Regions from separate parts of the Homo sapiens genome. Here region 1 is linked to region 2. The links are chromatin contacts, found by Hi-C or POLR2A ChIA-PET in ENCODE. All regions are on one chromosome and are shown on one strand. Each heading gives the region's core, a stretch centred on a gene start or an enhancer-like site at or near the end of the contact. The rest is flanking DNA. Distances are from core to core; before and after follow the strand shown.

Evidence for each region. A loop is a pair of places that touch in the nucleus more often than their neighbours do. ChIA-PET counts read pairs that join two places held with the same protein, here RNA polymerase II (POLR2A). Pooled maps may share reads with other maps.
Region 1: a loop to region 2 is called in a map of endothelial cell of hepatic sinusoid, with 4 times the contacts of the local background. The contact joins two enhancer-like sites. A Hi-C loop is called at or near these places in 6 of 168 maps with a recorded cell type or tissue (PC-9, endothelial cell of hepatic sinusoid, heart left ventricle and 2 more), 2 of 37 single-sample maps with no recorded cell type and 7 of 50 pooled maps. POLR2A ChIA-PET finds 5 or more read pairs at or near these places in 16 of 52 experiments (A549, AG04450, BJ and 13 more).

Annotation. Positions count from the first base shown.
Region 1 is chr11:33,752,137-33,754,836 of GRCh38, reverse strand. FBXO3 (F-box protein 3) reads left to right here. Exons shown (of 11, transcript NM_012175.4): 6 at 337-382. Among named protein-coding and RNA genes, the nearest start is that of CD59, 17 kb to the right of the region's middle. Within about 2 kb of position 1,421, at least 3 of the 41 ENCODE cell types and tissues checked have a DNase peak (open chromatin) inside an H3K27ac peak, as active enhancers do.
Region 2 is chr11:33,691,013-33,693,712 of GRCh38, reverse strand. No RefSeq gene overlaps it. Among named protein-coding and RNA genes, the nearest start is that of C11orf91, 8.5 kb to the left of the region's middle. RefSeq lists an enhancer at 2,387-2,700. Within about 2 kb of position 1,377, at least 29 of the 41 ENCODE cell types and tissues checked have a DNase peak (open chromatin) inside an H3K27ac peak, as active enhancers do.

The sequences.
Region 1 (2,700 bases), core at 172-2,671, 61 kb before region 2:
TATATAACATTTTACATATTTAAAGAGCTTTTATAGCTTTAACTTTTTAAAGCATTTTCATACTTTTTATCTCATTTTTTTACTTGATGTCTCTGTAAGGTTGTAGGATGGTAGCTTGGTCTCTCCATTTACTGAAAGAAATGAGTAACCTAGAACTGTTCGGATCTCTTGACTCTGATTCAGAACCCTTTCTTCTAGGATAACAAGCCATATATCTTCTTATCTCAACTTTATTTTTATCTGTTTTGCCTCGTCTCCAGGGAAAGATACAGATAATGAACAATGAAAAATTAAGTAAAATGTGTTTTTATCGATTGTATTCTTTTTCTCACCTAGGACCAAATGGCTCGAAATCCAGCTGCTATTGACATGTTTATTATAGGTAGGAAAGAAAAAAGTCTTTTTTCCCCCTTCTTCTTCTTCCTGGATATAATAAAAAAATTAAAATGGTAAAAACTTTTTCAGCTACTTTAGCAGCTGGCAATTTCATACTTGGATTTCTTTAAGGTTTGCTGGTTTATAAAGTACTGCATCTAGGTTTTCATTAGAACCGTTTTTGTATTGAATATTTTTAATTTTGAAAAAAGCTAGTCCATATACAATCTCATGCTCTGAGGACTCTTCTATAAGGCAATGAAATATGTAGAAGTGCTGTGAATGTGTATATATTTTTCTTAACATGCACATGTATTATTCATTATATTCATGTATAATTGGGGATACAGATATATAAAGCAACTTTAAACTTTTTCTCTTTTGGTGCTAATGCAGTAGCATTAAGATACTAAGTCACATTAGAGACCTCCAAAGCAAGTCTTTAGGGACTAATATAAACTCTATGCCTTATAAACTCCTTGGTACAACTAGTTTTTCTTGGCCTTAAAAGAGTATTTCTTATAGGTTTTGAGAACCCTTCAATTTGTAAGTAACTACAGCTCACCCCTTTGCTATTTATCCCGTCTTGGCTTGTTTGGATTTTGATCATCCAGAGAAGATTCCTCCAGACTGTCCATTTTGCTTTTTAAGGGTACTGACTGACATATATTAAACATCTACATATATGAATAGTAAAGAGTCCTTGTAGACTGAGGCATTTGTATTCACTTCTGTCTTCTCATTGGAACTTTGAACAATGTATAAGTCTCTATTTGTTCCATACTATGGCACATTCCACGTTCATGGTGTACTTCATAATATCAAGATCTCACTCTTACCTAGTAAGTTATAAAAAGCTTTTAAATGTAGGTCCTAGGTTTCAGCTCACTCTGACTCATGTGGTCTCTGGTTTCTAAGTTAAGCACTCTCTGGAGGTTTTTCCTGTGCTCATTGCCCTCGTTGTTATTTTTGCATAGCACACACTTTCAGAGATTACCATAGTGGCTGTGGTCCAGCAGTGCTACTCAGTTTATAAATGGAAGGCAGCTGAGTGCTAAGGTAAGCTGCTGCCCAGCCTCTGTGAGTTCCTTACTCTTAGTTTGGTGCTCGTCTGACATGGTATGTAGAACCTCACCACTCCAGCAGAGTACTAAGGTGTAATAATACTATGCCAGTAGCTGGGATTTCTCTTAAAATGGGAGAGCAAAGCAAAAGATTGAGAGACACTGAGAAGAGATGAGGTGAGAAGTTAATGCAGGGAGGAAGGATGAAAAAGGAGCTTCCTTTCAGCTGCCTTGATAAAGCTCCAGAACCATCAGAGAGACCCCAACACATGGGCTTACTTTAAAAGGTAAATTACCTTAGAACATATAAATTGCATCTTGATTCAACTAAGTTTGCTTAGACTGGTAACACACAAAATGGCATATCCTGGTGTTCAGTGTACTAATAATAGATATTTAAGAAACCTGGAATCTGTCAGATAAGTTTAGTAGTGAATGCTGCCTAGTCTGTCCTCATCTTAAAGAATACACTCTGGTACGTATTGTAATAAAATAAGGTAGATTAAAATACACCATGCCAATTTTTTTTATGCAAACCACAAATTTGTTTTTAGTTATATAACTTTTTTCCACAAAATATACATATATATGATTTTTAAAAACTCTTTCAGAGAAAGTACTAGTGCTAAAAACGTAAAATTATACCTTCTATGAATTTTAATGACATTATTTATATAACTTCTTAATATCTTACTCAAAGTAGGTACATGATCAGTGAACCTTGAATACAATAGTGTTTAATAAATATTGGGTCAGAATGGGTCATTAATAGATATTGAGGAAAGAGCCAACTATTATAGTTTGCCTTCTCTCAGTTGATGCCTTTTAAAAGTTTAAAGCCTTGTACCCTTAGATATAAGCCAAATTGTATCTTTTATCATTCCCTAAATAGAATAATTAGTAAACACTATAAATTTAGCATCTGACATTCAGTGTGACAGAGTGTAGAAACTGGGTTAATTGAAACCAGATTACAAAGAAATTCATTGTTGAACAACATTAATTAAAGGACTAATACATTCCAGGCACTGAGATGTATTAACAGTAAATAATGGGGGGTCTGACAGAGTTATGTTAAATATTACCTAGAAGGGGTAAACATTATTAATTCATGTAAATACTTGTTATAATCCAATCATTAGATCACAGATATATGGTCTGGACTAGACTGTTCCAGTAATCCTTTTCTGCTTTGAGCTGGTCACTAAGAAGATGGAGGACCGCTGTGCAATTAAATCTATAGTAGTGTGCAACTAGACCA
Region 2 (2,700 bases), core at 128-2,627:
GCAGTGTGGGGAGTACAGAGGGAGGTCCACCAGGTTCCTGCAGGAAATGCGTGGAACACCCAAATTGGCTAATTTGAAGAGCGTTTAATAAAGGGATTATGCTATAAACTGAATGTTTGTGTCCTTCCAAAATTCATATGTTGAAACCTAATCCCCTGTGCAATAGTATTAGGAGGTGGGATGTTTGAGAGGTGATTAGGTTATGAGGGTGGAGGGTGGAATGAGATTAGTGCCTTTATAAAAGAGGCCCAGCAAGCTTATTCACCACTCCTACCTTCTATGAACTAGGAAGCTGGCTCTTACCAGCCACCGAATCTGCTGGCATATTGATCTCGGACTTCCCAGCATCCAGAACTATGAGAAATTTCTATTGTTTAGACACCACCCCGTCTATGGTATTTTGTTATATCAGTCTGAATGGACTAAGACAGAGTGTTTACAAAGGTGCAGGCAGGGAATGCGGATTATCACCCACCGAGCTGTTGCTAACCCTAGGCGGGTAGGTGTGAGAGGAGGGAGTGGTTGCCAGAACCTGAGAACAGACAGGGCTGTGTGGAAAGGGTCCTTCATAAGTGTGACCCTTGTCTAGGGCCACAGGTAGCCCACAGTGACCCTGCTGAGGGGGAGCCCCTGCAGGGAGGGAGCCCCTGCAAGAGACAGATGGGGAGCACAGTGAGGTCAGGTCTTCCAATACATGTAAATACTGGTAGGGGGTGGTTTTGGTGTTGGCTAGGTTGCTTCCCACAACTTGGCAAGAGAGAATGGGGTTGATAGTTTGGTAGTATTACAGCCAAGGTCCCAGAAATGCCCACACTCAGGCCTGCCACCTCCCCAGTCACCCCATGGCTTGGACTAACTTTGGGCACAGGTCCTGTTACCGTCGGTTGGTGGGATGTAATTGTCATGTAATTGACAGCCCCTCAGAACAAAATGAAACAAAAGAGGCTGTTCCTCAAAGAAAAGGGCGCTTGGCAGAGGAAAGCAATAGAGAGCTTGATTGAGAGAACACCACATGCAAGGAATAATAGATAAATGCAGTGGTGTGCCGGAGCCAGTTTCTATGGGCTCACGAGAACTAATTGCCAAATTTTCAGGAATGTTATGAGCTGGTTATTAAATACAACCATTATTAAAAATTTAACCATATCAACTTTTAATTAAATCATATTTAAGACGAAGGTAACAAATATTCACAATTCATCACTTCCTAATTATTTTGCTACAGTTCTCTATCATCTGTACTCCTGAGCTCATTTATGCCTGTTGTGTCTGTGTGGTCGAAATACTACATAATGGTGTGCTAATGTGCATATCTTCTGAATGATGTCATGTGGGGTTTTTTTAAACTGGCCACGGGGAGTGTATTTACAACAAGGAAATTGGCAAATGTACAAATCAGGGTTGGCTCCCTCGGACCTCCACTGAGAAGAGCTGGTTGAAAAGAGTTTACCAGCACGCCACCAGCGACATGAAAAACAAAAGCCCCGCTTTATTTGTGGCTGAGCTAGAAGGAAAGCTGTTTTGGAGCATTCAAAGCTGGGATGATGGTATAAATGAAGCTCGCTGCTTCCTCTGGCTTGATTTGCCCACTCAGTGCCAGACAGGAAAGAGGCAGACAAGAGCCTGATTCACCCGTCCGTGGAGGCAGGCTTGTCCTGGGTCTGACTATTGCATGAACTCAGGGAAGAAGGAAAGCCCAACGTGCTGACTTTATTTTTTCTTTTTAATGCTTTTTAGAGACAGAGTCTTGTTCTGTCGCCCAGGCTGGAGTGCAGTGGTGTGATCTTAGCTCATTGCAGTCTCGAACTCCTGGGCTCAAGTGATCTTCCCACCTCAGCCTCCCAAGTCTTTGGCTAATTTTTAAATTCTTTTGTAGAGGTGGGGGTCTCACTTTGTCTCACCACCAGGCTGGTTTTGTACTTCTGGGCTCAAGCAATCCTCCTGCCTTGACGTCCCAAAGCACTAGGATTACAGGTGTGAGCCACTGCACCTGGCCCCCATGTCCTGACCTTTAAGATGTAGTAAACCTATCCACTGGGAAAGTGGGGTCAAAGGAATTGTCCTGGACTCTGGCCAGTCAGATCAATTAGCGATCTTTACTTTCAAGAAACTAGGGTAGAGGGAAAGCTGAGGTAGAGGCCTGTAGATGGAGGCTGAAGGCCTTCTGCAGTGCTGACTGTTTGGGCAAGATGAAGCATGAAACCTGATAGAACAGATAACCAGCTCTTTATATCATGATCCTTTCATCATAAGCTTATTACTCCTGAGAGAAATATAGACTTCAAGTGTGATGGGAAGACCTCCTGCTACCTTATCCAAGTCACCTGTGCCCACCCTCTGTGCCAAAGCGGTCAGGCAGGGTTCAGTGGAAGTCAGCTGGGAACAGAAGGAAGAGACATTTAATTACTGCTTTACGGCTTTTGTTCTCACTGGAGGTAAATACCTTGTTGGTGCCTCAGGGAATATTGGCCTTTTCCTTTGAACTCTGTCCTGATTCTGACATTAACCAGATCTGCGACCTTGGGAAAGTTACCCAGCCTCTCACAGCCTCTTTCCACATCAGGCAAATGGAGACGCTGCTTTCACAGGATGGGGGCTGGGAGTGGGGACAACAACAAAAAATGACAGATGTGAAACTGCCCCAAACTGGGAATCATTTTAATATTATTTTCCTGTTTGTGTAGTACACAGCCCTCATTG